Regions from separate parts of the Homo sapiens genome. Here regions 1 and 3 are each linked to region 2. The links are chromatin loops, found by intact Hi-C in ENCODE. Cell type or tissue: PC-9. All regions are shown on one strand.

The links. A loop is a pair of places that touch in the nucleus more often than their neighbours do. Peaks named below come from ENCODE experiments on the same cell type or tissue, not always from the same donor. Only the 100,000 strongest peaks of a DNase experiment are listed, where the experiment ranks them.
Region 1: a loop joins it to region 2, with 4 times the contacts of the local background. A loop is called at or near these places in 12 of 110 quality-filtered maps.
Region 3: a loop joins it to region 2, with 6 times the contacts of the local background. A loop is called at or near these places in 26 of 110 quality-filtered maps.

The regions. Positions count from the first base shown.
Region 1 is chr12:30,971,024-30,979,023 of GRCh38, forward strand. It overlaps TSPAN11 (tetraspanin 11), which reads left to right. Exons shown (of 8, transcript NM_001370302.1): 4 at 7,538-7,612. TSPAN11-AS1 (TSPAN11 antisense RNA 1) reads right to left here. Exons shown (of 3, transcript XR_007063261.1): 3 at 7,285-7,652. Among named protein-coding and RNA genes, the nearest start is that of TSPAN11-AS1, 31 kb to the right of the region's middle. RefSeq lists an enhancer at 6,620-7,454. In PC-9, no CTCF peak of the experiment used is centred here; a DNase peak (open chromatin) is centred at 4,308.
Region 2 is chr12:31,235,253-31,243,252 of GRCh38, forward strand. No RefSeq gene overlaps it. Among named protein-coding and RNA genes, the nearest start is that of FLJ13224, 85 kb to the right of the region's middle. In PC-9, CTCF peaks have their summits at 253, 3,746 and 3,947; a DNase peak (open chromatin) is centred at 249; H3K4me3 peaks cover 324 bases.
Region 3 is chr12:31,113,861-31,121,860 of GRCh38, forward strand. LOC124902912 (a long non-coding RNA gene) reads left to right here and starts at 3,400. Exons shown (of 5, transcript XR_007063268.1): 1 at 3,400-3,681; 2 at 7,366-7,440. It also overlaps the pseudogene OVOS2P. RefSeq lists enhancers at 3,404-3,934, 3,935-4,464, 7,117-7,646. In PC-9, CTCF peaks have their summits at 3,445 and 3,645; no DNase peak of the experiment used is centred here; H3K4me3 peaks cover 410 bases.

The sequences.
Region 1 (8,000 bases), 260 kb before region 2:
ACAGAGCCAGCTGGGAGCCTCGGGCTGGGCTCTCCTCCCTGCAACTTAACCTTGGCAGGGTCTTGGGTTTTCTTTGGCTGTTGATGCCCTGTTCTGAGAATAGGCTAGTACCTGCCTCTCATCCCAACCTGCCTGGACTGCCTTGACTAGATATGGCTTGGCAGGAAGCTTCACAAACCCTATCTCTAATTATTCAGAATGGCTGGAGATACAGAAGAGGAATGCTTCAGTGAAGCTCCCTTCTTTGTGGCAGAATCAATCCAATGGAGAAATTTTGAAATTCCAGTTTTATAAAGTTCTTCAAACTTACCTCAAAGATGGCACCAGCTGATGCTGAGCTGCCCTGTCTCTTATGCACCAGTGAATGTGCCCCAAAATCTCTATCTGGGGCTCAGCTTGCCCGCAAGCGATGTTAAGTCCAACCCTCAATTTCTGGCAGGACATGGTGGCTCATGCCTATAATCCCAGCACTTTGGGAGGCCAGGCTGGGAGGATTGCTTGAGACCAGGAGTTTGTGACCAGCCTGAGCGATATGGTGAGACCCTATCTCTACAAATAAATAAATAAATAAATTTAATTAGCCAGGCATGGTGGTATGCACCTGTAGTCCCAGCTACTTAGGAGGCTGAGGTGGGAGGATCGCTTGAGCCCAGGAGTTCGAGGCTGCAGTGAGCCATGATTGTACCACTGTACTCCAGCCAGGGTGGCAAAGCAAGACCCTATCTCAAAAAAAAAAAGAAATAAAAAGGACTCAATATCTAATTACTCACCTTAATGTCACAGTGAAATATTTCTGCATATTTCCTGCAAGGCCTCGTGTAAAAAAAAAAAAATTGGTTTGGTTCAGAGAGTACTATGCTGTTCTAGCTTCACTTTGGATCTATAGTTTTAGAAAATATCCAGTTTTGCTTCTAGTTTAAACTGTTCCATTAAAGAATTAATAGGAAATAAAATCGCTTTGCTACATGGGGAAAGATGAATATTTGGATCCCATTCTATGCTTAACACACTGCTCCAGCTTGGCATATTTTGAAATGGGATAGTTTTTATGGAGGACTCTGGGGCAGATGCTACAGGAGCTTTCTTTGGAATTCTCGTTACCTGTTTCCGTCAGACCACAGGGGATCGATTTTGGAAGGACCGGCAGCCCTGGACCTGCAGGGGCAGACCAGTCACAGAAACCAGAGTGGAGCTGGAGGTCAGTGGGATAGGTTCAGGTCACACCAAGGGCACAGGGACCATGAAGGCAGAACCAGGTAAAGATCAGAGCCAGGAGGGCAAGCAGGGATCAGCGTGTACACAGTCCCAGGGAGCGAGACAAGCAGGGAGGCCCCAGAGTCAGGGAAGCTCAGAAACAAGGATGCTAACAGTGAGACCATGGCTCAGAAACTTCTGGCTCAGGGAGGGCTTCATGGAGGCTGTGCCTGAGCTGAGAGTGTTGGTGGCTGAGCAGCCAATAAGTAGAACACAAATGGGGTTGGGGTAGGGAATTCCAGGCAGGAGGAACAGCGAGAGCAAAAGGCACAGAGGCTGGAGGCTTCGTTGTGCACGGTTCTGTGTGCACACACAGGAGTGTTTCTCAGGCTTGTACAACAGTGCCTTACCTAGCTTCTGAGGTAAGAGCAGGCTGGGTTGAATAAAGTGAAGGGCAGAGGGGGCAGAAACAGGCATTAGAATCCATGGCCATGAACCCAGGATGAGCCAAGGGGTGGAGTAGCAGGGAGGAGCAGGTGAAAGTTGCTCTCGTGCCATTCTTGGCAAAGAGGAAAGCCGGCTGCGCAGGGGGGAGGTGGGGGGAGGGCCACCTAGATTATCTCTTGCCTGCCCCACTGGTGCCCAGGACAGCTGGCAGGGGACTGAACACAGGGCAGTGACGGATGCTTATGCGCCCAGGGAGGGCTTCCCTGGGCTTCCTTCTATTCTCTCCATCTTCACCTACTCATTCCTCACCTCTCCTGACACTCTGTCCTTTGCGGAGGAGCACTGACACCCCTGTGTTCACCTGAACCATACCTGCCCTAAAATGCTGAATCCACCCTAAGTGAGCCCAGTGAGCTCATCCGTCCATCCCTCCCCCATTTAGTGGGGACAGTACCATGCAGCAGGTCAGAGCACAGGTTCTGCAGCTGGAACTCCTGGGTTCTGTTCCTCGCTCACCACGTACTTGCTATGTGACCTTCAGCAAGCTACTTAGCGTCTCCAAGCTCCTGTCCTCATCTATAAAGCGAGGCTGATGCTCGTGCCCATGTGGCAATGTGATGAGCAATGCTAGTACTCATCTCCAAGCGTGGACAGGAGAGACCATGCAATGTGCTTGCAAGGGGGGCTGGCACCTGGGAAAGCTTGTACACGTGGGCTGTTACTGTTACATGTGGGTACCATGTGCTAGGCTAGGCTTGGTGCTCCAGGGCTGTGCAGATGAGTAAGGCACTGCCTCTGCCAAGAAAGGGTTATTTTTTTTTCTTTTGCTGGAAGGGATGCCTGTCTATTGCTCCCACTACAGAAAACCTGCCTGCCCTCTCCTCCTCTACTAAGTTTTGAGAAGCAAGGCCAGCCTGCCCTGAATTGGGGTACTGCCTCCTAAGCCATGGGCCAGTGATTCTGGAGGCTCCCTGCAGAGAATTCTGGGCTCTATTGGTGGAGCGGGGGCCCTCTCTGGCACAGTGAGCTAGGAAAAGCAGGACACCATGAGGTCCTGTGAATTCTAACTACATGGAAATATGGGCTGAGAATTTCTTATTACTGACTTTTGTATAATAATTCAAAAAGCAATACCAAACCCAACTTAAGGCAAAAGGTGTTTCCAGAACCTTCTTGATGCTTCCTAGAGTCAACCCTAACACAAACCTTATGGCGTCACACCCCTCCCCAGCTCACTGAGGCAACTGGAGGAAACCACAGCTGCTTCAGAAAACAGGTGATCCCCAAGGAAACACTGAGAGCTCTTGGGTTGTACCTGGCCTCATGGAATTCCCTCATGGAATTCCAGCCCCGGGGTCCCATGGGGATGTGAGCTGAAGCAATATAGGCTTCCCTGATCCTTCCTTTTGTCAAGGCAAGTAGCCTTCTGCCGCAGAGGTGCCCTCCCAGGCAGGTACAGTGCTGCACATGCTTCTGTCCATGTTCTGTTTCCAGCTCTTCGGGAGCTAGGTAACATTCCTTGGATCTTATTTTTGTGGCTCCCACAGTGCATAGGGACACATACGCAAATCAAGTCCCAGCATCAGCCTGAGAACCTGAAGGTAAATGTGTGACCCAGGGTTTTGCAACCTCGGCACTGCTGGCATTTTGTGCCAGATAATTCTTCACTGCGGGAGACTGCCCTGCACCCAGTGGGATGCTTAGCATCCGGGCCTCGACCCTCTAGATACTCCTTTTGCCAAATACCCACTGGTTGCAAAATTGTGCCAGGTTGAGAACCACTGGTGTAAATTTAACTAAGGTAACTGTGCTATGCTACTCTCAGATCAGAAAAAGATTAAGCTACTGCCCGCAGCATGGGGCTGGTTATGCTCCAGCCAGTTTCTGCTGTCTCATAGGTGTACTTTATTAGAAAGTGCACTCCTGCGTCTTTATCAGGGGATGTCTGCTAAGCGTTATGTCTAGACCCAGCACCATACCAGGCACTGTGGAGGAGCCAGAAGCAACCTCAGATGTGGTCCCTGTTTCTCCGAAGCTCACAGTCATGCTAGGGGACAGAGTGGTAACACCTGAAGCAAGAGCAGTGCTACGGAGCAATGGGTAAAGTTGTGTCACTCATCCGGTGATGACCTACACTGAGGAACCGCACGGCAGGCGAAGGGGAGGGACACAGAGGTGAAGCCCAGTCCAGCTGAGGAGAGAAGGGCAAAGCAGAGAGTGCAGGTGTCAGGAGACAGCAGATGACGCGCTGCAGGCATTCAGACGGTGGGGAGTGGCAGTTGCTCCTGCCCAAGGATAGCCTGGTGGAGCCAAGACTGAGCCGAGCTGGGTGTGGAAGGACAGGTAGGCACCAGCATTCCAGGCAGGGGGACAGGCAGGGCAAAGGCCCAAAGGCTGGACGCTTGGCCTGTGTGAAGAGAACTGTGTGCAGCAACACCAGGAACACTTTTCAGCTTTGCACACAGAGCCAGCGTGTGCCGCAGGGGCCCTGAGATGATCGCGCCGGACCCAGGGAGTCAGGAAAGGCTGGGTAAGGTGCAGGGTGGAGGGGCAGAGGTGACAGGTCTGTCAGAGCCCATGACCTCACCCGGCTGAAGTCCCAGCATCTTGATGAGGGACCCTTTGCCTGCCTCCTGGGCCTGTCACACACCTGTCCAGGTGAGTCACACACCCGCAGCCTCCCTGCTGTGGAAGCTGCTGCCTGGAGCCAGCACCTGTGCCCACCAGCACCCGGCCTCAGTCCCCTTGAAGCCCCAGGCCAGGCCCTCACTCCCCTTCCAGGCATCTTAACACACTGGAGCTCGAGAAGGCTATCCCCACACACCACCGCCACTGCCAAGCTCTCTCCCCTCCTCCTGACCACTCCGCAGGTCAGATAGCCTGTTTGATGCCTCTGAACCAGCCTGTGCAGGGGTAGCATGTACTAATTTAGCCAGCCACTAAACCAATGGGTGAGGTTCAGTATCTCTACCTCCCCATCCTCCCTGTTCCCCACCCCGTCTTCAATAGTAACTGGGGCAGTGGCTTCCCCCGAGAAGTGGCGTGACACTGCCAGCTATCCAGGAGTATCCTACGGGCCTGACTCACAGCTCACAGTGGTGGTGGAGAGAAGGAAGGTGGAGAGATGCCAGGATGTGGCTCTCCTAGCTGCCAGCAGCCTGGGTGCTCCTGTCAGGGGCACTCCATCACCTCTTCCTCCCATGCCCCAGAGGTCTCTGGGAGCCACTGGCATCAATGCCTTCAGGTCCTGTGCAGCAGGAGGGATCCGGCCTCAGCACCGTAGCTGAGGATGGTGGAGGGAAGTTTGGAGCAGGCAGGAAGGGCACGCATGTCAGAAAGGAGCCGCAGGGCCCAGCAGCGCATGGCAGGGGAGAGCCCCTGAGTCAAGGAGACTCAGAAACAAGGATGCCTCACCCTGGGTGGGGTGAGGGTGAATGTGTAGCCATGCTCTGTCTGATGGGCCGGGCTTCTCCCAGGGGGATCACACTCTGGCATGGGCTGGCTACGCCTGCCTCTGGCTGACAGGGACCGTACCCCTCATGCTGTGGGACCTGGAGCTCTGGGAGGGCAGGAGGCGGGTTAGATCACTGGAAAGTACATTTCCCCCTCGTTGGGTCCTCCTTGTCCCTAAACTTTGCGTCCTACACGAGGGGACCAAAGAAGGCTGAAATCCAGCCCATGCAACTCTTGCTGAGCCACGTTTTTCTAATTTGCACCTAAGCACTAGCAGCCATCCAGCTAGAGCCAGCATGTGGTGGAGCCTGGACCCAACCCAAGTCCACTGACATTTCCCCCAGCTTTCCTCAGTGTTTGGGCCCTGCTTCTCAGAGGCTCCTCAAGCAGGAGGACCATCCACAGACGCTCTCTTCAGCCTCCTGCCTCAGCTTACCCTGCATACCACTCAGTACCACACGCAGACCCAGGCCCCTGTCCTGAGGCCCCCTTCAACCACACTCCTCCCCAGGGAGTGGAAAGTCCGTAGGGCAGAGGGAACATCCCCTTGTGGAATCTGCAACTCCCTCCCGCCACTTCCTGACCTCCTCCCAGGGACCCAGGAGAGTGAATCCTCTGTCCAGACAACCTGTGCCTGCAGGCAGCATCTGCAAGCATGTCCTGAGGCTGACTAGACCCCTGGCATATGTGCCCCTAGCCTGCACCACACCCAGCCCTCTCCACACACCTCCCATCCCGCAAGGGGCATCTGACCCTGGGGGAGGGGCACACAGAGCTGGAGGTTTTTCCTGATGCAGCGAAGAGCCTGGGGTAGGAAAGGAAGGGGCAGGGACCTTGCATTTGTGCTCTTGGCCTCAGGCCCCACAAATGATGGGGCTAGGCCTGACACTGTTATTCTGAGACTGGAAACTCTGTGTCCCTGATGCTGGGAGCCTATAGGACACAGTAAAATTGCAATGAGGAGGTGGGTAATGCACTTCATTTGAAAGGAAACCTTGCTCTTGGACCACAGTTCTTTTCCTGTGAAAAGAAATGGCCCCTCTCCCGTATTCCTTAATCCCTGCCCATGCCAGGCTCCCTGCTGAGTCGTGCAGGAGATGGTTGGGCAAGGCCCATGGGCCCATGGATTAGCATTGCCTCTGAAATGCTCTGTCTATCCTGGGCACCGCCCCCGCTCCGCCGCCACCCGCCACCGTATCCCCCCTGCCCACACTCCTTTCCCTGCTGGGTGAGCCCTAGAGTCTCAGTCTCACCCACAGGCTGGGCCTTCCCTAGAATCCAGCCATCCCAGTGACCACGGGTAGCTGCCCTGCTGTGGCCAGGTGGGCGGGCAGTGCCCGGGGGCAGCCTGGGTGGCAGGTGCTCATGAGTCTGGCTGAGCTTCCCCACAGTGGGGCCAATTTCCATCAGTAGTGCTCCCCCTCTCTCCTCTCTTCTCTATTCTCTCTCCTTGTCCCTGTCTGTGAGCTCCGTGGCTGCCTGTAGCCAGCTTCATCCCCCTCTCCGTGCTCCTCCAGGGTGGGGAGAGAGGGAGTCCCAACATGCCTTCTAGGCCTGTTGGCTCCTGCAAGCAGAGTTGGTCGAGCAGGGTCTCAGGAGCCCTCCTGACTGTGCAAGCCAGGTGGGAGTGAGAAGGAAGCAGGGCCCATGTCCTTCTACAGGTCACACTGAATGCACGGCTGGGAAGCCAGCAGCAGCAACAGGGCTGTGAGGTGGGAGAAGCAGTAATGAGAACCCCTGCAGGGCCATGTAGAACAGGAAATGGGCATCAGGGCTGAAAGACAACACAGGAATCACCTTCCCCTGGACCTCTGATTTGCTTTTTCCTGAGCCTTGGTTGTCACAGTCCACGCTGGTCCCTGCATTCCAACTACAAGGGCACTCTCCACTCCCTGAACACAAATGCCCCATGCTTCCTGCAGGCTCCAGGCTTTTCACTTGTTCTCCCCTCTTCCTGGAATGTGCCTCCCTCCTTCACTTAGCAAATGCCTATTCAGTCCTTAAAGATGTTACTTAGGCGTCACCACCTCCAGGAAGCCTTCTCTGACTGCCCACCCTACCAGGAGCCTCCCACCATTTCTAGAGCTTACCCTGTAGTTGCATTTGTAACACAGCATTGCAGTCACTCATCTGTCTTCCCACCATCAATAACTTTGAGAGCAATAGTTGTCTTACTTACGCTACCTGGCATCTGGCATATGGCATGTATTTAATACATATTGGATGGGTACATGCCGTACTGAATTGTCAGCAGACCAAAGAGGGAAGGAGTAAGTGGGGAACTTGGTGCCAGCAGCCAGTGAGGCTGGTACATCCAGGAGGAAGATGGCATGGATGATAGGGGTCCCAGCAGGTATCTCTACCACCCCCACCACTGTGGGGAAACATTTGTCATAGCAGCAACCCGATCCCAGTGGTGACCGTCCTCTCTCTTTGCTGCTAGTATTTCTGCCTGTTGCTCGTCATCTTCCTGGTTGAGCTGGTGGCGGGAGTCCTGGCCCATGTGTATTACCAGAGGGTAAGTGACGTTTCCTCCTCCTGCATCCTCTGTCAGTGTCCTGAAGAAGCAATGTGGGTAGGGAGGTTTGCATTGTGATGAGGGAAGCTGAGGAAGGCACAAGGGCGGTCCTGTTTCCCAGGCCCCGGCAATCCCCCTACATATCTGCATCCCAGCTGCTGGTCCTGGCTCCAGCAATTCTGTGCTGCATCTGTGGATGCTGATGTCTTCCACATGGGAGCTGGGGACGGGGGCTTCCCAAGGGACATTGCGTCATCCCTCTCCCCTTCCAAGAATGGTCTAGAGGATGAATCCATCTGTCAGAGACATCCAAGAAGAAAGGCCTGGGCCAGGGTCACATGCCAGACCCCGAAACAGGATCGGGCCTTGCCTGCCTGGATTAAGCAAG
Region 2 (8,000 bases):
TAATGCCCACCCCCAGCTTTGGAAGGCGGGGGCAAGCTGACTGCCCTCTCTGTGCCTGGGGACAGGGGAGACTTGCAGAGAGCTGAAACCCTAAGCCATAAAACCGCCATTTGTTCCAGAGAGAAAAGCCAGTTTTTCAATTCCAGCCCAACCAGGAGGGTGGGCCAAGCTCAGAGAAAGAAGAGTGGACTGAGAGCACGAGTCCTTCCACGGCAGCCTGCCTCGGGCGGGACAGGCTGCAGTGGCTCTGGCTGTCCACTGGGAGTGTCCTTGGTGAGGGAGGAAAGAAGGCAAAGCCACATCTGAAGTCTCTCGGCCAGAAGAACCCTCTGTTCTGAGGCCAACAGGTAGCCCTGGTATAAGGAGAAGGTGGAAAATACAGGCACCAGAACCTTCTCTGCTGCTTATGGCTTCATAGAATGTTTTGCAGGTGACATTTCACATAAGTGGGCACCAGCCTGTCTGTCTTTGATGGAAAGACATCAGGAGGCAGGACCCAGGTCTCTGTCAGTGGCTTCCTGTCAGAGTGGCCAACACGGGATACTTAAAAATGTGAAGAAGGAGACGTCGATCAGGATAATACAATGAGCCCTTGGCCCAAATTTGGGAAGGGCCCTCTCTTTTGATGTATCTCACTACCTCAGCTGCCATCCCTCTCCTGGTCACTTCTACCCATGCTTCAGCCACAGCCCCACTTACTCCAGGAAGCCCTCCCTGATGAGTCACCTGCAGCAACCTCCTGTCCTGCAGATCCTCACCCCGTACTGCTCACTGCCTTGGCTGCTGCTCCCAATCACTCATATGCGTGCCCATGTCTGTCTGACAACTGGGCGCTCCCTAATGGCAGAAGCACATCCATATGACATTTCTCAAATGTTCCCTATAGTACAGGGAACCCAGAGCACGTCCAATGACGTTGGGATGTGAGCCTGCAGAGCTTTTCACAAATTTGCAGAACAAGCTGTGTCCTTCAGCATCATTACCTGCCCTCCCCCTCCGACTGAACCTGGAGAAGAGTCAACAGCCTGCTACCAAAAATCCCCCACAGCCCGGACTCGGATGATTCGCCTACAAAGGCTGGGGAGCACAGTCCCAGGCTTACTAATCTCCTCTCTACCCCATCCCCATTTTTTCCAGTCCCCAGAAAGTCCCAATCAATCTCTCAGCAAATTCCACAGGATCTGTCAGATTCAGATCCAGTCAACTGCAGGCCGAGTGCTCTTCGCATCTCATCTTATCTACTGCAGGAAGCAACCTGAGGGCAGCAAAGAGGAAGACAGCTGGTATGAACGGGCTCTGAAACCTACCAGCTGTGCGGCCCAGAGAAAGCTACCTAACCTCTCTGAGCTTCAGCTGCTTCAGCTGTAAAATGGCAAGTATACCGCCTTTCTCAGGTTTACTGTTGAAATCATGTTTGTAAAGTGTTTATAAAGTGTTTAGCACTCTTAGAAAGTACTCAATAATGGTAATTAACATGAAATTATCATACCAATCTCTTCAGGTAGGTATTATTGTCTTCTGTCTACCAATGAGGGTGAAGGTCAGAGACGTTAAGCAACTGGTTCAGAGCCACACAGTATCTGCTCAGGAGGCAGAGCTGGGGGTTCAGACAGAGCAGCAGAGCGTGCCCTCAGCCCTGGGGAAGTTTGCAACCTCAAGTCACAGGGACAGAGTAGCTGTGGGAACTTGGGTCAGGTACCTCCACCCCTCCCCAGGTTCAGCAGCTCCCCAGGAATCCTGGAACATGAGGCATGGCCTCAGCAAGTCTCCATTTGAGAGAATCAGCTGGGATCTCCCAGATTAAGTGTTGTTGCAGGCAGCTGGGCCAAACCGCCTGCCCTGGACCCTAGAGCTCATCAGATTGGCACCTGCTCTTCCCACACAGGCAAACACGGATGGTGCCACTGGCCGAACCCCGCCATCAGCCTTCACACAGTTGAGCTCACCAGGAAAGCAGAATCTCTAAAACTCCAGCTGCAGTGCAAGCCCAGCCCCCAGGGACACCGCTGTCCACATCTGAAATAGCTGGCGATCATCACGGGGTGGGAGACAGGATGCAGTGGGCACCTTCCACATTGAAACCCACTCAATTAAAACCCCACGTGTGGGGGACAGACACACACGTACCCATCACACCCAGTCTTACGTGTCCACTGAGACCCTGGTTACGTTAGACATGGCCTCAAAGGAAGTAGGTACTTTCACAAACATCATCTCCTTTGATCTTCTCAACCACCCTGAGGAGTATGTACTTTTGCCCCACTTTACAGATGAGGAAACTGAGAAGACATCAGGCAATTTTTCCAACATCACACAAAGGATAAGGAAAATGTTAGGATGCCAACCCCATGTCTCCAGGTTTCTTTCCACTACAGCATGCTGTTCATTTGTGATCTCGTTCATTCATCCATCCTTCCTTCCACTCATTCCTTCATTCACTCACCTATATTTTTCCCTAAACAGCTACAGGTCACCACTGTCTGGGTTGTTTGCTACTACCTTCTGCTGCTGCCTGAGAAAACCTGGGAGACTGTGATCACATTTTTTTTCCTGTAGAGCTGCCCGAATACAGCTCTTCTCAAAGCCTTGCAGCAGAGATGATACAGCCATCAGCAGCTGATCCTGGAATGAGTGTTGAGAGCAGCACAGACCACTCTACGTTTCTGCTCTGACCACAGGTCTGGCCTAGAATTTGCCCCTCCACTGCACAATGCAGGTAAAAACCTTTAAAAAAATAAATAAATGGTCTCTGAGCCTCCCAGAAATACAGCACTTAGAATGTTGTTTTTGGAGGGGGCATGTGATAAAGAATGGGAAAGATAATAAAGTAGCCTGTCACCCAGCTCACAGGCAGGTGCATGTGGCTGCAGGGGATCGTTTAGTCAATTTAATGACATATTTGTTGAGTATCTATTACTGTGCCTGGTACGGGATGGAGTGGGTCAGGGAATAGGGGAGGGCACAAAGGGAGTCAAAAAGAATAGAAAGAAAGCCGTCAAAGGGCTGATGGTCTGGTTGAGGGAAAAAGACAGGAACCATCTGCTTAGACAACACAGATATAAAGTGTACTTGAGAAATTCAGAGGATGGTAAGGTGCCTGCAAGTGGGGACACAAAAATTTCATTCAGACCATGGAATTTCAGCTAGACAGGGAAGGATGGCCAGAATTTAAACCTGGGATGGTATAGAAGAAAATTACCCAGGCCAGGCGCAGTGGCTCACGCCTGTAATCCCAGCACTTTGGCAGGCCAAGGCGGGCGGTTCACCTGAGGTCAGGAGTTCAAGACCAGCCCCGTCTCTACTAAAAATACAAAAAATTAGCTAGCCGTGGTGGCGCACACCTATAGTCCCAACTCCTCGAGAGGCTGAGGCAGGAGAATCACTTGAACCCAGGAGGCAGAGGTTGCAGTGAGCCGAGCACGCACCACTGCACTCCAGCCTGGGTAACAAGAGTGAAACTCTATCTCAAAAAAAGAAAAGAAATTACCCAAACTGCCTGCTCAACACCATTGCTAATGAAAAAGCCTGCCTTGGTCTCTCCTTCCCTGATCTTAGCTTTTCTTTCTATCTCTGCAAAGCCTCCGTATAGAAATCTGGTTTTATTGTGCCTGGTAAGGGTCCTAGTTCAGTTCTAAAACAATTAACAACCATGAAGGGACAAAAGTCCGAAGTGGGCATCTCGCTTATGGCACATCAGCCTCTAGTCATAGTCACCCTCAGACCCCATCTAGCGGCTGCCCGAATTATTTCATTCAGGGATCTGTGTGTTTGGCTGATAACCAGGCACCACTGGCCCGTGGGGTGCTATGACTATTGCAGTGTTAAAAACAAGGCACTTGGCTGGGAAGACGTCTGCCGTTAAGTGGCAGGCTCATGGACAACGGCCTCAAGGTATTTTTCCTTCAGACATTTGGTCCCACTTTGGCAAGACATCTTGGCATTGCTTGGGCAAGATATTACGCTCTGCTTCTTCAGAGCGTTGGGTGGGAGATACCCCATAGACAGCTGAAGGGACTGGGACCTTGGGAAATCACATTTAAAATTTTTGGACTTGTTTAAAATTGTTTGACTTGGTTTAAACACAGTTCAAAGCCCAGCTGAGGCATTAAGGGTTTGTCACCTAAGGTTGTCATCTAAAATGGGAAATGTGTGCTCTATTCCTCCTTGTGGCCCGGTAGGATGTATTCTGCAGAATTGGGCTGCTTTTAGCTTTGAGCTTGTGAAAAAGAAAAAGTTTTTTTTATTGCAATGCTTCCTGGCTATAATATTCCCTAGGACCTGGGGAATGGTAGCCAGGATTTGGATCTTTAACGTAAAGCCAAGAGCTAAAGAAAATTTTAGTTAGTTGTTAGTCATGGTGGACACATTTATTGGACAGGTGCAAGCCTTTCCCTGCCACACTGAGAGGGTTTCAAAAGCCTTACTGAAAGAAATTTTCCTCAGATTTGGGGTTCCATTCCCCATACACAGTGATAACGAGAGTGCCTTTATTGCCACTTTATTGCCACTTTTTTTTGAGACAGTGTCCCACTCTGTCACCCAGGCTGGAGTGCAGTGGTATAATCACAGCTCACAGCAGCCTCGACCTTCTGGGCTCACAGGATCCTCCCACCTCAACCTCCCAAGTAGCTGGGGCTACAGGCACGCACCATGTCTGGCTAATTTTTTTTTTAATAGGAATGAAGTCTCACTATGCTGCCTAGGCTGGTCTCAAACTCCTGGGCTCAAGCAATGCTCCAGCCTCAGCCACCCCAAGCCTGTTGATTTCACCATAATTAACCCACTGTCTAATTTCTCATTTTCTGACTCAACTACAAATTACTGCATAACAGAAAAATAGCGCCGGGCGCAGTGGCTCACGCCTGTAATCCCAGCACTTTGGGAGGCCAAGGCAGGCAGATCACCTGAGGTCCGGAGTTCGAGACCAGACTGACCAACATGGAGAAACCCCATCTCTACTAAAAATACAAAATTAGCCGAGCGTGGTGGCGCATGTCTGTAATCCCAGCTACTCGGGAGCCTGAGGCAGCAGAATGGCTTGAACCCGGGAGGCGGAGGTTGCTGTGAGCCGAGATCGCGCCATTGCACTCCAGCCTGGGCAACAAGAGTGAAACTCCATCTCAAAAAAAAAAAGAGAGAGAAATACCATTACATGTCCCTTGCTTCTAGGAGCTACCTTGATCAAGTTTGCCGAAGAAGGAATCATATGCCTCCCCTTTGTTTAGTTTACTATCAGATTGATGGGAATTCTAGATGCCCTTACTCTTATTACTGTGATTCCCTAACAGCCTGTTCAGGAATGCCTCCAAGCTGTATCTTGGATCGAGTTAAATTCAGCAACTCCTTACTACAAAGCAACACTCGGAAATAGACCTACCAGGTCCTTGGTTTAATCCAATCCACGAAGCCCTGCTACAAGATTCTAAACTTAATCTATACAATCTTTCTGTGTTCCTCTGTGCATCCTCAGAATATCTATTTGTTTGTAGGGGATAACAAGAAACCCTCTGGATGTATGAATGTATTGACAGCTAGCATATAGGAGGAACTTGCCTGTAAGGATACTCATTTATCCCAGTTTTCTGTACACAAAACTGCTGAAACCAAGCACTGGAAAAGCTCCCTAAAATTACTTGGTAAAACTAAATGGTCCACAACTCACTTTCGAGATATACAGATTCATACTTGCCTGGTACCAAGAAGACAGAGCTGGGTATTTCTTCAGATAAACTTTGTTACCTTGGCGGAGAACGGTGCCCCATGAGCGCAGAATTAGAAATCTCTCCCTTTATGAATTCTTGTCAAGGAAATTGCAATCGCAGCCCAGCAGAGAGGAATTAATGTATTGGGTCAGGTTGTCTTAGATAATAGGATAGCCCTAGATTACATCTTAGCGGAGCAGGGAGGAGTATGTATGGTTGCAAATACCGCGTGCTATATTTACATAAACGAATCCGTGGAGGTAGAAACTCATCTAGGAAAAGTTAGAGAGCAAGCCACTTGGGTACAACAGCCTCCCAGACTGTCTCTGAGGACTGGTTTTCTTTTCTGTTTTCTTGGATTCCTCGTGGAAAACAGTCTATGTTTTCTGGGTGGCTAAAACTAGGCATGTCAGTCTTGTTAATTGTGCTTATGCTTTCTATTATGACCAAATGTGCATTAAAATGTTGTAGTGAAGCTGTGACTAAAGCAACTAATACAATGATAGTTCAGCACCACGGTGCCATGCCTGGGACTCGTGAATATTGTGAACTCCATGCTATTATAGAAACTTTCTCTCTTCATATCCTAGTCCCCGATCTTTGCCCCAATTCAGCAGGAAGTAGCCAGAGTGGTCTGTTCCCCTATACCCCTCAGGATTGTGGAGTGACAAGGATGGAACTGAGCTGCAACAGGGGCCCCTTTCTTAGGAGCCTGAAGACCCCAAGCATGAAAATAAAGAAAAACCCTAAGTTCCTTCAAGAGAAATTCCAGGCACCTCACTATCCCCAGAAGTAAATAAGAAGGTAATAGTAGCCTAAAACAAGAGCCAAGGACGTTTGAGTTCCAGAGATGTTTGCTTTCCCTGTAGGAACTAAAGACAACAGCTGAACATACGTCCTTGAGTTGTCTTTCAGAAACCCCCACTGAGGAACCACACCGAACAGATCCACTGGCATTTAGACCTCAGATAAGGGGGAAACTGAAGATAAAACTTCTTCCTGATGGGGCTTAGAGAAAGTCACACCCCATCCCAGCCAGTTAACATTTTTCTGCAGATCCCAAATTTTTAAACAAAGCTTCTCTTCTTTAACCAGTTGCAAATCCGAAAATCTTCGAATCTACCTATGACCTGTAAGCCCCCCTCAAGATATCCTCCCCTTTTAGGCCTAAGTCAATGTGTAATCTCCATGTATTGATTTACGATTTTGCCTGTAGCTTCTGCTTTCCTGAAATTTACTCCTGCCTTTAAAAACCCTTGCCTGCAAACCATTGGGAAGGTCAGGATTTGAGCATTTAACTGCTTGGTCCTCTTTGCTTGGTGCCCTGCAAATGAACACTTTTCTGTCACTGCAAAACCTCAGGGTAGATGTCTGGTTTTACTGCACCAGGCAAGCAGACCCCAGTTCACTATAACAGAAGGCGGTGAGGAAGAACTTAGGTTTTTATTCCGAGTTTAGCGGGAAGCAGAGGCTATTAAGCTGAGTTACGACATAGTCTCACCATTTTAGTCCAAGTCTTAGTCCTAGCAAAACACTTTGGCTGCTGTGTGGAATAACGCTTATAAGAAAACAAGCATGAAGCCGAAAGGGAAGTAAGGGCCTGGGCGCGGTGGTTCATGCCTATAATCCCAGCACTTTGAGAAGCCAAGGTGGGAGGATTGCTTGAGCTCAGGAGTTCAAGACCAGCCTAGGCAACATGGCGGGACCCCGTCTCTACAAAAAATTTAAAAGTTAGCTACACATGGTGCTGCATGCCTGTGGTCCCAGATACTCAGGAGGCTGAGGTGGGAGGATTGCTTGAGCCCAGAAGGTTGAAGTTGCATTAAGCCATATTCACGCCACTGCGCTCCCGCCTGGGCAATAGAGCAAAAGCTTGTCTCAAAAAAAAATTTGTTTAAAGACAAGTAAGGGAAATCTTCCAGTATTCTAGGTGAGAGGTGATACTCTAGACTAGGTTGAAAGCACTGGTAATAAAGAATAGTGGATGGACCGGGGATATATTTTGGGAGTAGGGCCAGAAGAATTTGCTGAATGCCTGGATGGGGAAAACAAGCACCAGGGAGAGCTCATGAGTGTCTAGCTAGAGCTACGGAAGAAGATGGGAGAGGGGCAAGGCAAAGGGTCGAAATCAAGAGTTCTCTTTGGTTCAGGTAAATCCAAGATGAAATTAGATGTCTGGACAACATGCCGAAAAGAAGAAAAAAAAGAAAAGAGAAATTAGATATTGAGGTGGAAATGCCAAGTGGGCAGATGGATACACCCATCCTGAGTTCTGAGGAGAAGTCTGCCCTAGAGGCT
Region 3 (8,000 bases), 120 kb before region 2:
CTACAGTTAACAATGCTGTACTGTATATGTAATATTCCCTAAGGGAGTAGATCTTAAGTGCTTTGTCACAAAAAAAGAAGAGGTAACTGTGTGAAGAGAGGGATGTGTTAGCCAGCTAATTCACATATAGTCACGCTAGATGATAACAATCAGCTCACTATATATATCAAAACATCACACCACATACCTTCAATACACAATTGTAATTTCAAAAAATTATGGCAAACTTTGTAAGACTTTAGTCAAATTATAAAATAATTACATATCTACTCTGTGACCAGACTGTGTTTGATAGGGAGATGATGTTTCTAAAATGGAAAGCTATCTAGTCACATAGCCAGGGCATATATGAAATAGCCTTGGAACTAGCAAGGAGAAGATGATCAGTGGGATAAAACACTGGTAATCCTTAACGTCCCTTATTTTTTCCTTTTACAAATCCTATCATACATATCTATAAGAAATTGAAGCATCCAATTATCCTTGGAAGGAAAAAAGAAAAACTTTAAAGAAAAAAAAATATGGCTAAACTTACATTTTCCAAGTAGAAAAGAACATGGTCATTCTTGACTTCAGTCTTCATCACTTGGCCCTTGTTTTCAAGCTTTGAAGAAATTGTTAGGGAAGGATAGAGAATAGATATTAGAACAAATGACAGCGCCACTGCAGAACTGAATGTCCACTCTTTTCTACGTCACGTTCTGTTTTATGGAACATTCCTTGGTGCCATGATGTTTTCATAAACACAGGTAGCAACTAAAGAAAAACATATGATGAACCATGGGAAATACTGACTGCTAATTGGTACAAATGAAGTACACCAGCTCTCCAGTGTTAGCGCAAAAATACAAAGGTGAATGTTGAAGAAGAATTCTATAGTTTTGTTTTGCTAAACTACGGCTAAACAAGTATTTATTTTATCTTTATACTCTATGTAGCTGTCTTTGTGATGAAAGATTAGGCTTCTATTATTTACCTCTTCAATGGATGACATGGTTGGAGTAAATCCTGATAGCATTTTTACATCTATAACCACCATACTGGATTTATTGCGAATTCCAGTGTATCTGAAAATTTTAAGAAAACACTCGTTTAGATATCAATTTTAAAAAGTGACTTATCTCATAATGAGAGTGCCAGGTGGATAAATACTAATTGGCTAGAAATCTGGAGGACAGGTAAAAGCTGAAGAGAAAATATCGGAAGAAAGTCATTTTCAAGCATCTGTGAATAGGCACAACCAGAATGATAATGAAAGAGATGATACATAGCAACAGAAATTGGAGCAAATAATGAATTATCTGGACATGAAATCTTCCCCAAACCCTGCTTTTAAGCTTACCTGCAGTCTCAAAGTTTGAACTGATAAACAGAGCTTCTAAATCTTTTACATATACTTAGGTTAGTGTTAGAGTTGCGTAACACTTAGAGGACATCTTTGCTTAAAAGGTGGTATATGAGCATAATTATAGAGTAGATGTGTCCCCAGGAGAACTTCTAGCTCAGTTTCCTGCTTCTGGATAAGACTATTGGGGTATGAAGTTAAGAGTTCCATAGTTCATCAGGGCGTGGTTGCTCACACCTGTAATCCCAGCACTTCTGGAGGCCAAGGTGGGTGGATCACTTGAGGGTCAGAGTTCAAGACCAGCCTGGCCAATATGGCAAAACTCTGACTCTACTAAAAATAGAAAAATTAGCCAGATGTGGTGGTGCACGCCTCTAATCCCAGCTACTCAGGAGGCTGAGCCGTAAGAATCCTTTGAACCCAGGAGCTGGAAGTTGCAGTGAGCTGAGATTGTGCCACTGTGCCACTGTACTGCAGCCTGGGTGACAAAGTAAGACTCTGTCTCAAAAAAAAAAAAAAAAAAAAAAAACCAAAAAAGAAAAAGAGTTCCCCAATTCATTGAGTTCTTAGCCCTGGAGCTCAAGCGATTTTTATTTAGAAATTCTAAAAAATATCTCCCAAACTAATTTTACTCAATGTTTTCCACATATTAACTAAGGCTAAAAGCCTTTAGCATCTATAAATCATGCTTGAATTCAAGAGGATCATTTCGTTTTTCTATTCTGAAAAGTAAAAATCTAAAATGTTACTCTTTACAGTTACAAAATAAACATTTGTGGGCTTGCTACTATATGACCATGCATGCTTGTCTTGAGAAAGAAATATAGAATCTCTGTTTTTCAAAACTAGGAGTACTTCCATACAACAGAATAAAAAGTATCATTGAAACATCAGTGCAGTGAAAGCTTTCAAATCCTGCTCACATAGACTGCATGTTTTCTTGCCTCATTTTAGCTCTGATTTAGCTGAAGATGTACTAAATTGTGGTGTCCGGACAGACGGCTAAAAAGTGACTGTGCTGTAGAATTGTCACCACCAACATGAGAACTCATTACCATGATTTATATTTTGTTATTTCACTACTGTTTGAACTTTTAAAATATTTTACCATCTTGTTCACGTGGGAGTTACTGTCAAAATATGACACTTACTTGAGGTTCACTGTGAGGTCAAAAACAGTCAAAGAGTAGTTCTTTACTATTTCCAAGGAAAGAGAAAATCCAGATGCCTTCTTAGGTAGGAGAACATTGTACTTAAGGGTGGCCTAGAAAGGATAGCAAATTATAAGAAAACCCATCCTGTATTAAGAATTATACAGTCTGACTATAGTCAGTAGTAATGTGATTTTACATTTTAAAATAACTAAGAGTATACTTCGATCATTTGTAACACAATGGATAAATGCTTGAGGTGATGCATACCCCACTTGCCCTGATGTGATTCTTACACATTGCATGCCTGTATCATGCACCCGGTAAATATTTACACCTACTATGTACCCACAAAAATTAAAAATAAAACATTTTTAAAAAGAAAGAACCTATTGTTTATTTCTATTACTAATGCAGTTTACATCTTTATCATCAGGGAATCAGGTTAAATTCTTTAGTTTTCAGAATAACGTAATTTAATGAAGATAGAATACTTTCTAATAGCAATATTCCTCAAACTTCTCTTAGACAGCTGAGTAGCTTTTCATAAAGTAACTTGCAATTTTGGCTATTGATCATGTAAATACACAAAACGGTCAAATAACACTTCACGTAGAACTGAACAGACAGTCTGACTCTTTTACTGGCAAACACTCATCACCCTCTTAGGCAGATTTCTGTAACCTGGATAAATGTACAACCGCGTCCTTCCACATCTACTGTGTATTGTCCAGGTGCCTGTGTTACTTCTGAACGTTGGACCAGTAGGCGGTTATGACCGTTAAACTGGATCTCACTGGATCCTTCACTGCTAAAGGTGACAGTGTTTTGATTCTTAGAGAAGAGCCCCTCTTCCCCGCCTGGCTCTTAGGATCCCCATTGCAGGGCGGGGAGGCACCCACCGCGAGGGGGAGACTGAGAGCCAGTCCCTCCCACCCCCGGCTCTTAGGACTCGCATCGCAAGCGGGGGAGGCACGCCACGCGAGGCGGGGACTGAGAGCCAGCCCCCCTTCCCCCCGGGCTTAGGACCCCCATCGCGGTTCCTAAGATCCTTAGGACCCACCTGGAGGACTGTGGGTATGGGGTGTCCAAGAAGAAAGCTCAGATCTGCCCACGGCAGGTACCTTACTTGGGATTTACAATCGACAGGGGTCCGAACGCAGCCCGGGAAAAGAAAGAAAGCAGGTCATTTACAATCTACCGGAGCCAGCCCGTCTTCCCCTCGCTTGCTCTTAGGTCCCCCATCGCAGTGGGGGGAGGCACCCCTCGTGAGGCGGGAACTGAGAGCCAGCCCCACCTCCCCCCTGGCTCCTGGGACCCCCATCGCAGTGGAGGGAGGCACTCCCCGCGAGGCGAGGACTGAGAACCAGCCCCTCTTCCCTCCCTGGTTCTTAGGACCCCCATCGCAGGGACGGAGGCACCCGCAGCGAGGCGGGGACTGAGAGCCTGCCCCTCTTACCCCCCTGGCTCTTAGGACCCCCATCGCAGGAGTCGGAGGCACCCCCCGCGAGGCGGGGACTGAGAGAGAGCTCCTCTTCCCCCCCAGGATCTTAGGACCCCCATCGCGGGGGGGGAGGCACTCCCGCCAGGCGAGGACTGAGAGCCAGCCCCTTTTCATCCCCTGGCTCTTAGGACCCCCATCGCAGGGGGGGAGGCACACACCGCAAGGCGGGAACTGAGAGCCAGCCCCACTTCCCCCCTGGCTCTTGTGACCCCCATCGCTGTGCGGGGAGGCAACCCCCGCGAAGCGGGGACTGAGAGCCTGCCTCTCTTCCCCCCCAGGCTCTTCGGACCCCCATCGCAGGCGGGGGAGGCACCCCCTGCGAGGCGGGGACTGAGAGCCAGCCGCTCACTCCCCCTGACTCTTAGGACCCCCATTGCAGGGGGGGGACGCACACCCGGAGAGGCGGGGACTGAGAGCCAGCCCCTCTTCCCCCCCAGGCTCTTGAGACCCCCATCGCAGGGGGGGGGCAACCCCCACGAGGCGGGGACTGAGAGCCAGCCCCTCTACCCCCCCATGGCTCTTAGGACCCCCAATGCAGGCGCGTGGCACCCCCCGCGAGGCGGGGACTGAGAGCCAGAACCTCTTCCCCCCCTGTGTCTTAGAACTTCCATCGCAGCGGGGGAGGCACTCCTCACGAGGCGGTGACTGAGAGCCAGACCCTCCCACCCCCGGCTCTTAGGACCCACATCGTAGTGGCGGGAGGCACCACCCGAGAGACGGGGACTGAGAGCCAGCCCCTCTTCCCCCCCTGGCCCTTGGGACCCCGATCGCAAGGGGGGGAGGCACCCCCCGAGAGGCGGGGATCGAGAGCCTGCCCCTATTCCCCCCCCTTGGCTCTTAGGACACCCATCTCATGGGTGGGAGGCACTTCCAGCGAGGCGGGCACTGAGAGCCCGCCCCTCTTCCCCCCCTGGCTCTTAGGATCCCCATCGCAAGGGGGGAAGACACCGCCCACGAGTCGGGGACTGAGAGCCAGCCCCTCTTCCCCCGCTGGCTTAGGACCCCCACCGCGGATTCTAAGATCCTTAGCACCCACCTGGAGGACTGGGGGTTTTAGGTGTCCAAGAAGAAAGCTCAGACCTGCCGACCGCAGGTACCTTACCTGGGATTTACTATCCGACAGGGGTCCGAACGCAGCTCGGGATCAGAAAAAAAGCAGGTCATTTGCAATCTACCAGAGCCAGCCCCTCTTCCCCCCCTTGCTCTTAGGACCTCCATCGCAGCGGGGCAGGCACACACCGCGAGGCGGGAACTGAGAGCCAGCCCCTCCCACCTCTGGCTCTTAGGACTCACATTGCAAGTGGGGGAGGCATCCTCCGCGAGGCGCGGACTGAGAGCCAGCCCCTCTTCCCCCCCTGGCTCTAGGGACCCCCATCGCAGGGGGTGGAGGCACCCCACGCGATTCGGGGACTGAGAGCCAGCCCCTCTCCTTCCCCCTGCTCTTCGGACCCCCATCGCAGGGCGGGGAGGCACCCACCGCGAGGCGGGGACTGAGAGCCAGCCCCTCTACCCCCCGTGGCTCTTAGGAGCCCCATCGCAGGGTGGGAGGCCACCCGGCGAGGCGAGGATTGAGAGCCAGCCCGTCTTCCCCCCTTGGCTCTTAGGAGCCCCATCGCGGGTGGGGAAGGCACCCCCCGCGAGGCAGGGACTGAGAGCCAGCCTCTCTTCCTCCCGTGGCTCTTAGGACCCCCATCGCAGTGGGGGGAGGCACCCCCCGCGAGGCGGGGACTGAGAGCAAGCCCATTTCCCCCCCCCCCGGCTCTTAGGACACCCAACGCAGAGGGGGGAGGCACCCCCTGCGAGGCAGGAACTGAGAGCCAGACCCACTTCTCCCCGGCTCTTGGGATCCCCATCGCGGGGAGGGGAGGCACCCCACACGAGGCGGGGACTGAGAGCCAGCCCCTCTTCCCCCCCTGGCTATTAGGACCCCCATCGCAGGGGGGAGAGGCACCCCCCGAGAGGCAGGGACGGAGAGCCTGCACCTCTTCCCCCACGGGCTCTTAGGACCCCCATCGCAGGCGCTTCGCACCCCACGCGAGGCGGGTACTGAGAGCCAGCTCCTCTTTCCCCCGTCTCTTAGGACTGCCATCGCAGAGGGGGAGGTAACCCCCGCCAGGCAGGGACTGACAGCCAGCCCCTCTTCACCTCTGGCTCTTAGGCCCCCATCGCAGAGTGGGGAGGCACCACATGCGAGGCGGGGACTGCGAGCCAGCCCCACTTCCCCCCTGGCTCTTGGGACCACCATCGCAGTGGGGGGAGGTACACCCCGCGAGGCGGGGACGGAGAGTCAGCCCCTCTTCCCCCACTGGCTCTTGGGAACCCCATCGCAAGGGGGAGAGGCACCCTCCGCGACGCGGGGACTGAGAGACAGCCCCTCTTCCCCCCCTGGCTCTAGGGACCCCCATCGCAGGGGGTGGAGGCACCCCACGCGATGCGGGGACTGAGAGCCAGCCCCTCTCCGCCCCCCCCGACCCCGCCCGGGTCTTCGGACCCCCATCGCAGTGGGGGGAGGCACCCCATGCGAGGCGGGGTCTGACAGCCAAACCCTCTTCCCCCTCTGGCTCTTATGACCCCCATAGCAAGGGGGGAGGCACCCCCCGCGAGGCGGGGACTAGAGCCAGCCCCTCTTCCCACCCTGGCTTAGGACCCCCATCGCGGATCCTAAGATCCTTAGGACCCAACTGGAGGACTGTGGGTATTAGGTGCCCAAGAAGAAAGCTCAGATCTGCCGACGTTACTTGGGATTTACTATCCGACAGGTGTCCGAACACAGCTCGAGATCAGAAAGAAAGCAGGTCATTTGCAATCTACCGGAGCCAGCCCCTCTTCCCCCGCTTGCTCTTAGGACCCCCATCGCAGCAGGGCAGACACACACCCCAAGGCGGGAACTGAGAGCCAGCCCCACTTCCCCCCTGGCTCTTGGGACCCCCATCGCTGTGTGGGGAGGCTCCCCCCGCGAAGCGGGGACTGAGAGCCTGCCCCTCTTCCCCCCCCAGGCTCTTCGGACCCCCATCGCAGTGGGTTGGAGGCACCCCCTGAGAGGCGGGGACTGAGAGCCAGCGGCTCTTTCCCCCTGGCTCTTAGGACCCCCATTGCAGGGGGGGGGACGCACCCCCCGCGAGGCGGGGAGTGAGAGCCAGCCCCTCTTCCCCCCCAGGCTCTTCGGACCCCCATCGCAGGGGGGGAGGCACCCCCCGCGAGGCGGGGACTGAGAGCCAGCCCCTCTTCCCCCCCTGGCTAAGACCCCCATCGCGAATCCTAAGATCCTTAGGACCCACCTGGAGGACCCTGGGTATTAGGTGTCCAAGAAGAAAGCTCAGATCTGCCGACCGCAGGTACCTTACTTGGGATTTACTATACCACAGGGGTCCGAACGCAGCCCGGGATCAGGAAGAAAGCAGGTCGTTTGCAATCTACCGGAGCCTAAGGGCAGAAGGCAGGTGAGAGAATTCTTAGGAGCTGTGGGGTTTTGTAGACTGTGGATCCCAAACTTTGCAGTATTAGCCAAGCCTTTGTATGAGGTCACAAAGGGGGCGGGGACCGGGAAGCTTTGGAATGGGGATCCCAACAACAGGAAGGCTTTCAGGAGTTAAAGGAAAAACTTCTGGCAGCCCCAGCCCTGGGGCTACCGGATCTGACAAAGCCTTTTCCATTGTATGCGTCAGAGAGGGAAAAGATGGCAGCTGGACTTTTATCCCAAACTGTGGGGACCTGGCTGAGGCCGGTGGCCTAAGTCTCTAAACAAGTAGACAGGGTTTCTACAGGATGGCCCCCCTGTTTGAGGGCCTTGGCAGCAACTACTCTGCTAGTACTAGAAGCAAATAAGCTGACTCTTGGGCAAAACCTGAACATAAAGGCCCCCCCAAACTGTGGTGACTGAGAGCCAGCCCCTCTTCCCCCCCTGGCTCTTAGGATCCGCAGTGGACTCACAGCCTGTTTACCATATTGTGAGTAATATCATCTCCCCCTCTGGAGACCTCTGGAGATTATGAACTGTTTC